Linked DNA regions of Homo sapiens: regions 1 and 2 are each linked to region 3. The links are chromatin loops, found by intact Hi-C in ENCODE. Cell type or tissue: HepG2. All regions are shown on one strand.

Region 1 (2,500 bases), 58 kb after region 3:
TTCAGACTCATTGCCTGGAAAGTTTGGGTTTGTGCCACCATTAGGGCTGGTGGGATTCTCTGTCCTTTCCAGAATCCGCTTTATTAATTTGGCTTTGCAGTGGGGAGGGGTGAAGGGAGATGGGGGACATTGCCAGATTACCTCCTTGCCCTGGGAAACTCTATACTTGTCCTGAGTATCTTTTCTGTCCCCTGAGAGAACTACCCTGGTTCCTGGTCCCAGAGTAAGGAATATACTCCTTTATCTACCCCAAAAGTGGCCTTTCTTGCACTTCAAGTAGCCTAGCAGATGTTTCCGTAACTCCTCTTAGATGCCTCTAGGCTCTGGTCTCTGAAAAGCCCACCTTCACTCCAGCCTGTTTCTCTTGGTCCCCTTAGGTTTTCCTGAAGCGTATCTGGTAGACACCTCCTGCGGAGGTGCCACCCCTATGGCAGTCACTGCTGATTTTCTATCCAGTAGACCTGTCCCTGCTCCATCACTTATTGTTCCAGGGTTTAAAAATCTCTTACAACTCGGTCCAAACAACTTCACTCTCCAAGGAATTTTAAACCGGCAGCGGGAGACACAAAGTGTGGCAGCCAGTCATTGAAGCTGGGTCTCATGAGTAGCAGTGCTTTAATGAGGAGGGGCCACCAACTGCCACTGTTTAGATCTACAAAGCAGTCCTGGTTCCTGTCTTTCCTGAGGGTAACTCTTCCTTCAGTTGCTTGCAACCCAAAGAGCCTTCGATAATGGTATCTAACGAATTAGACATTAGGACTAGTTCTACCCTTCTGTGACACACACAGCTGTTATTGTAGGCCTGAAATTACAAATTGCTTTCATTTTCCATGTCAATGCCTAGTGTACTCAGTTAAGAAGGACTTCAAAGTAGCGTCAGCACTGAAATTGGGGTGCAATGTCCACCAGGGACAGAGGAGTGAGAAGCGGCATTATGTTTGCCAAGTATTTGCAGACCCTATCTGGGCTAACACCTGAGACTATTCTCTCTAGTAACCTATGTGGCCTCTTTCTGAAGCCTGTTTGTCTACGTAGTTCACTAACTCTGTGACCTTGGACAAATTTCTTCCCTTCTCTGAATGCCGGTTCCTTGAGTATAAAACAAAGAGGTTGGGTCAGATGATCTCGAGGTCCTTTCTAGCTCTATGACTCAGGTCAGCCCCCTTCAAAGGGCAGTAGCAGACTCCCTGTCGCTTCCTGTTTCAAAACTCCCTCCCCTCCCCCTTTACAGCACTCACTGAATTCCAGTGTCATGTTTGAGGGACACCTTCAGTTCTCAGACCATTGGCAGAGTACAGTGGATTGACAGGCCTGGAGCCCAGTGAATCATCAGGCCTTTCCTAGTTCAGGTTACGAACTCCACCCACTTCCCCTGGGTTTCTCTGATGATTCATTCAGGTGCCCCTCTCCTATCCTTGGGAATGACCTTCCAGAATTTTATCTCTCCAGTTTTGCAATAGACAAATACTTCACATGCTGACTTATGGTAAGAGACAATATCCATCAGCAGTAAAAGGGTTGCTTTCTCACGCCCTCCCTCCTCGGCCCCCACCACCATCATCCAAACCATGCGCCTCCCCAGTCAGGCTCTCACTGGCCCTCTCTTTGCTGTCTGTCTTCAGACTCAGTCCTGCATTCCCCGGGATTTCCTCTCCCAAGGCCCAAGTGCCTGCACCTCACCGCTTTCCCCTCATTAGGCTCTGGTCTTCCGTGGCAACGCGGCCTTTACCTTTTCCCCACCCTGCCACCCCACTCCAGTCTCATTGCCCCCTTCACGGGCCTCTCCCTCTGCAGCTGCTGCAGTCTGAATAAGCACAACAAAAAAATTACCACATGTATTAAAGCGAAGCTCTTGTTGGACAACTGCAGATTTCCCTGGGCAGGATTTCAGTTTGATTTTCTCAGGGTTCCTATGAAGCCGGAGTTCCTGCCCAGACCCACCCCACCCCCGCCCCAGATGTCTGGGCCTGTAGGGAACCAGAGCCCTTCGCTTCTCTGGCCAGTCCTGGAAGACCAGACCCCCTTCCCACCCGGAACTTCCTTGTCCACCAGTCAGGGTCCCAAGGAACAGAGAGGGCAGAGGAAAGTCAGCCAAATGGGGCAGAGAGCCTGCAGTCCGCTCCTTAGGGAAGTTTAACTCAGAACTGAGGGCCTGAGGGCAGAGATCCAAGCCCCCCCTCACTGAAGCAGAAACCAATCTTGCAAATAAACATATAAACAGATTACCAGTGAGTTAGGAAGGGCTGCTAAGGGGCTGGAGAGCTAAGCTGTCCATGGCCCCACCCCTGGCACTTCCCCCAAGGAAGAGGGATTGAGTCTCCAAAGCCTAGGCCCCACCCAGCCTCTCAGTTGCTGAGCTTGGCCAGGCTGGGGCCTCTTCATTCACTGTTGCCCCTTTCTCCCTGGCCTCTCCACCCAGAATCCCACTCCAACTCTTTTTGCTTCAGAAGGCTGCGCTCCTGCCCATCTCTTCTGTGCACCCCTGCCATCTCTTGCCAGG
Region 2 (2,500 bases), 110 kb after region 3:
CTGCCCGCTCCACGCCGCTCCCTGCCTCGCTCGCGCCCTCCTAGGCCGGCCGGCCGGTCCGTTGCCGGGCCCTTCGGGCTTCGTTCGCGCTCCGGGTGTTCGCCGGGGCCAGTCCCTGGCGGGCTCCGCTCTGGCTCCGCACCCGCTGCTCCTGGAGTTCCGGCTCGGGCGGGCCACCTGGCTCCCGGCAGCGCCACAGGCGCCGGACGCAGACACCGGGCTTTACTTAGTGCGCCTCTCGCTTCCGCCTCTCGTTCGCACCGCTGTGGCTGCAGCCCAGCGGCACGGCCCCGTGGCTCCCGCTGGCCATGCACCCTCAGTCTGTCGCCATCTTCCGCTGTGCGGAGAACACCTTGAGAGCCCCTGTGCAAGTGTGTTTGGCGGGGAGCAGGGCGGAGAAAGAGGCACGGAGAGGAGGAGGGAGCGGGACTGGTGCCCCGACTGCGCCTGCGCCTCAGGACTCCCCCCACCCCACCCCGCCCCAGCCCCCGCCGGCCGCAGCCGGTGCTGTTTGGGGATGTTTCCAGTCCACCCCCAACTCCATTCACTTCAGCGCCTCCGTTCATCCGCCCGCTGCCCGCGTGCACATGCCACACGCTGAGTCCCAGGCCTCGGCGCTCCCCCTCCCCCACTAACCCGGGCGCCCGCCTTCCTCTCCATGGCCGTCCCTCACTCCCCCGAGGGCTAGGGGACTTCTGAGGGTGATTCTTGGAGGCAAGGAGCAGCAGGCATCTCGTAGCTGCTTGCTGCCTCTCTGGGTCGCCTCCGCCGTCCCCGTGACTGGAAGACGCTCGAGCCGGCTGCGGATCGGACCAGTCCAGTGTCCCTAACTCCACCTTCGCCCTCACCGTCCTGCCCGAGGACAAGGCGGCCCTTGGTGCTGAAGGACAGCTCCCAGCTTAGCTGCTGAGGAAGACTGAGTTTGGAGAGCGTCCTGGAGGGGGCAAGGCGGTGGGCTAAGATAGTAGTGGTGGGGTGTCGGTGTTTGCCCTTAGGAATATTTCCAGCAGCCTCCACCCCCCACCCGCCCGCCCCCCACCCAAGCACCAGCCCCCGTCCTAGCTTTTTGGCTCCCCCTACAGGCTGCTGAGAATAGCTGACTGAGAGTTAGAGAAGCTGCGCCGCCCGGATGGAACCATGTGCTTGGGCCCTCACAGAGTCACATGGCACTAGGAATTCGGACGTACAAACATCCTGACGCGCCACTAACCTTGTTTGGACTCCACTGACCCTGTGGTCTGCTTGCCTTCCTCACTCCCAGTAACTCACATTGTAATTTTTTGTCAACCGTTGCCGGCAAGCATTTGTTAATGTTAAGAATAACAATAAAGAAAATAGCCTTAATTGAGCGCGTACTATGTGCTAGGTACTGCTCTATACATTTTGCATGCATTCGTCATCCAATCTTCACAACAGTGTTATGAGATAGGTACTACTGTTATCTTCATTTACATACAAAGAAGCTGAGGTTTAGTGTGGTTGTTGCCTAAAGTAACCAGAGCAGCTAAAAAAGAAACTCAGTCTGACTCTAGAATTCTCTTAACACTCCAGTAAGGCCCTGGAAAGATGAAAGAGCCAAGGCATTCCTTCCTTAAAGGAAATTATAGTCTATATAAGGAAACAAGACATGTATATTGGCTAGTGGGAGGATTCATGAACTAGAGCCTTGGATAAATAACTCAACTGCTGATATGCTGTGTACCCTTGAGAGTCTTTTCCTTTTCTGAGTCTTGGTTTTCCCCTGAGTAACACGAAGGGATGCCAAGGATCAAATGAAATGGGTGGGCATCGTTAGCACTACTCAGAGGTGGACTGGGGTGGGTACATAAAAGGTTTCTGGAAGAGGGACAAATGGAGCTAGTTTCTAAAGTAGCAGGATTAGGGTGGGTGGTTGAGAAGGGCATTCCAAATAAAAGGAATGCAGATGAAAAGTTTCAGGGGTAGGGAGCAGCTTTGTATGTTTGTGAAGCCACGAGTGTGGCAGTTTGGCTATATTGATGGTGAGAATTTGTGGGGAAGGGAGTAGCAGGAAATGAGACAAGGGACAAAACTGTCAGGCATTTGGGAGGCCTATTTATTCATTATGTTACAAGCACTGTGCTAGGGGCTAAGTAGGATACTGCGGTGAATCAGACGGCCCTGCCCTTGAGGTGCTCACAGTTGAATTAGAGAGGCAGACATGTTAAAGAAGAAATTGCAACCTAGTGCAATAAGGATGGTAGGTGTCCCTCCCATAGAGGGAGGGACCAGTCAACTTTGCCAGATTCCCTCAGAGATGATTCTGCACACAGCCGCTGGAGTTGAGTCATTCATTCATTGATTCATTCCTTTGTCAAACATCTATTGAGGATCTATTACATTCTAGATGCTGTATTAGGCATCAGCAATATAGACATGAGTAAAATATGTGTCTTGAGCTGAAGGAGTTTAGTTGAAACCTTAAGGGATGAGTAAGGACCGGCTGGACAGGTAGCAAAGAAGGCGGTGTGTGAAGGATGTC
Region 3 (2,500 bases):
TCTCCTAGGATTTCTTGATATATTAATTAATTCAACAAATATCTATCGATCCCTGTACAATGCAAAAAATGCTGTATGAGAGCATCCACAGCCAGAATAGATTTCTTCCACTGCAGCAGTTTTGATTGGAGAACGTATGTCTTCAGTGAGTAGACAGGGAAACCGAGGGCCAGAATGAAGTGGATTTGTACAAGTGTGGTCCACAGAATGGCCAGACACTACTGGCATCTTTATTTACAGGCAACTGTTCTGGCCTCTCCACCCCTCCCATCCTTCTCCTGGAGTACTCCCTGGGGGAAGTTCAACAAGTCAGCCAAATGTTCCAGATGTACACTGCTGCAACTGCAGCATCTTCAACAGCTGCACCAATCAGAAACGGGTTCAGATAAAAAAAAAAAAGTGGCAAAAGGCAGAACAATAGACCCTGAAATGAAGGATGGAAAGGATTAAATCAAGAGTCACAATTGACAAGAGTTACTAGTCTGAGATTATAGAAAGCGAAATGACCATAGCAGGGGAACCATGTATGCTTCATAGTCACTACGCACTCTCATTCCGTGTTATTGAGTAATGAATAATTAACAATTTTATTGACTTGCAGCAGGCATCTTGAGTGTCATCATGGAGGCTCAGCAATGCCGGGGGCACTTATGTGTAGGCCTAAGACCTAGGCTGGTGGAAGAGAAGAAAAACATAGATAGAAATAGAAAAGAAGACAAAATAAGAGAAATAAAACACAAAACCAAAAGCATCTGCTGGCAGGTCAGTCCAGAGAGCACAGAGGTCATAAGCCTTAAATATATTAGCCACAGACAACTTTTCTCTGTACACTTTGTGAATGGTCTCAGTGCTTCAAAAACATCTTTGTGTCGTCTCTTTAACCCCTACCCATGAAATATAAAGTTCACAAAGAATATCATCATCCTAGAGCTAAGGGGAAAAAAGGTGTTTAACAGCTGCTCTCAAGTCCTGCTTGTCCAGTCCAGGAATTCTAGATGCTAGGAAAACTGCCAGGCTGATTTACTTTAATTATCACAGCCCGGGATTATTGGAAAGAATGCTAGACCAGGAGTCAGGAGACTTCATCCTGCCACTAGGTTGCTGGGTCCCTCTGAGCAAGTCACTGTGCTTTTTCAGGGCCTTAGTTTCTCCGGCAGTAAAATGAGGAGTTTGAACTTTAACAGCCTTTACACTGTGTTTTGTCTGTGTTGTCACTGGCCATGTTGACTTTCTTGCATACACAGTTTAAACAGGCTGCCCTTTCTTCCTCTAAAATGAAAAGGAAACAAATGACAGCCATCTCCTGGTGGTGATGGTGATGCTCAGGGGCCACACTGGTCTCACCTTACCATGTTCTACCAGGCTTGACTGAGACTCTGGATTACACCATTGCCCTCAGAAGCCCTGAGGGTTGCATTTGACCTGGGACCTCTCTTTGCTTCCCCAGAGAAAGAACATGTGTCATCATATGCAGTAGAAATGTTGGAATGGGGCAATCCAGAGAGGAATGTATGTGGTTATTTTTTAAGTGTTTTAAAGTTTTGTTTCAGTTAGCTTCTATGCTTCCATACGTATCCTGTCCCCTAAAGCACAGGTCTCAATGACAGCCTGCAGGCCACATCCAGCAAACAGATGTGTTGTGTTCGGTGCAGTATCAACTAAACCTTTGAATTAAAAAAAAAAAAAAGCAATTGTCAGCTATTGGAACTCTGGAGATTTCACATTTTTAAAAAATCCAGATTTCCTGCTTTTCTGTTAAAAAACCAGAAGACCCTATAACTCTGGATTCACATTCCCATGTGGCTACACTCAGCTAGAACTGTCTCCTTGAAATAAGCATGAACAATCAAGTTCCACAGCCATCACCACCTCTTTCTTCTATCCTTCATTACTGTCCTTGTCACTCATTCACCTTACCTCTTTGATCCCAGGTACTACGGGAGACAAGATATAAGCTCCTTAACATGCCCTCTAGTCTGTCTCTCCAACATTATCTTCCACCATTTTACAAGGAAGTCATGCTTGCACACTACTAAATTTGCTGACACTTCTCACACCACCGTGCCTTTGAACAAACTAGTTTCTTTGTCAAGATTGCCCCTACCTTAGAAACCTGATAAATTCTTCAAGAATCAATTCACATGTTCTGTCTGGTATGGCCCCACAACTCACTCCAACCAGACTTCCTTTGTGCTTTCATTGCACCCTGAGCATACTTTGATGATATCACTTACCACACTGCATTTTGAATGTTTCACATGGATTTCTTACCACTAAACTATGAGCTCCTTGATGGTAAGAATTGTGTCCTTTCTATTTTGCTATTTCTAATCTCTAGCATAGCACCTACCACATAGTAGGCACCAATATTGTTTTATTTTGATATTTCTAATACCTAGCATGGCACCTACCACATAGTAGGCACCAATATTGTTTGTCAAATGAATAAGACATGAAGTCACTCACGGTAACTTAGACTACCTAGAATTCCAAAAAGGGA

What was found. Peaks named below come from ENCODE experiments on the same cell type or tissue, not always from the same donor. Only the 100,000 strongest peaks of a DNase experiment are listed, where the experiment ranks them.
Region 1: a loop joins it to region 3, with 6 times the contacts of the local background. A loop is called at or near these places in 5 of 110 quality-filtered maps.
Region 2: a loop joins it to region 3, with 12 times the contacts of the local background. A loop is called at or near these places in 23 of 110 quality-filtered maps.

The regions. Positions count from the first base shown.
Region 1 is chrX:69,555,353-69,557,852 of GRCh38, reverse strand. No RefSeq gene overlaps it. Among named protein-coding and RNA genes, the nearest start is that of NALF2, 52 kb to the right of the region's middle. In HepG2, no CTCF peak of the experiment used is centred here; DNase peaks (open chromatin) are centred at 892 and 1,312; H3K4me3 peaks cover 1,447 bases.
Region 2 is chrX:69,502,259-69,504,758 of GRCh38, reverse strand. NALF2 (NALCN channel auxiliary factor 2) reads right to left here and starts at 433. Exons shown (of 3, transcript NM_015686.3): 1 at 1-433. In HepG2, a CTCF peak has its summit at 1,087 (motif pointing left); DNase peaks (open chromatin) are centred at 458, 868 and 1,148; H3K4me3 peaks cover 942 bases.
Region 3 is chrX:69,612,903-69,615,402 of GRCh38, reverse strand. No RefSeq gene overlaps it. Among named protein-coding and RNA genes, the nearest start is that of EDA, 2.0 kb to the left of the region's middle. In HepG2, no CTCF peak of the experiment used is centred here; a DNase peak (open chromatin) is centred at 1,242; H3K4me3 peaks cover 115 bases.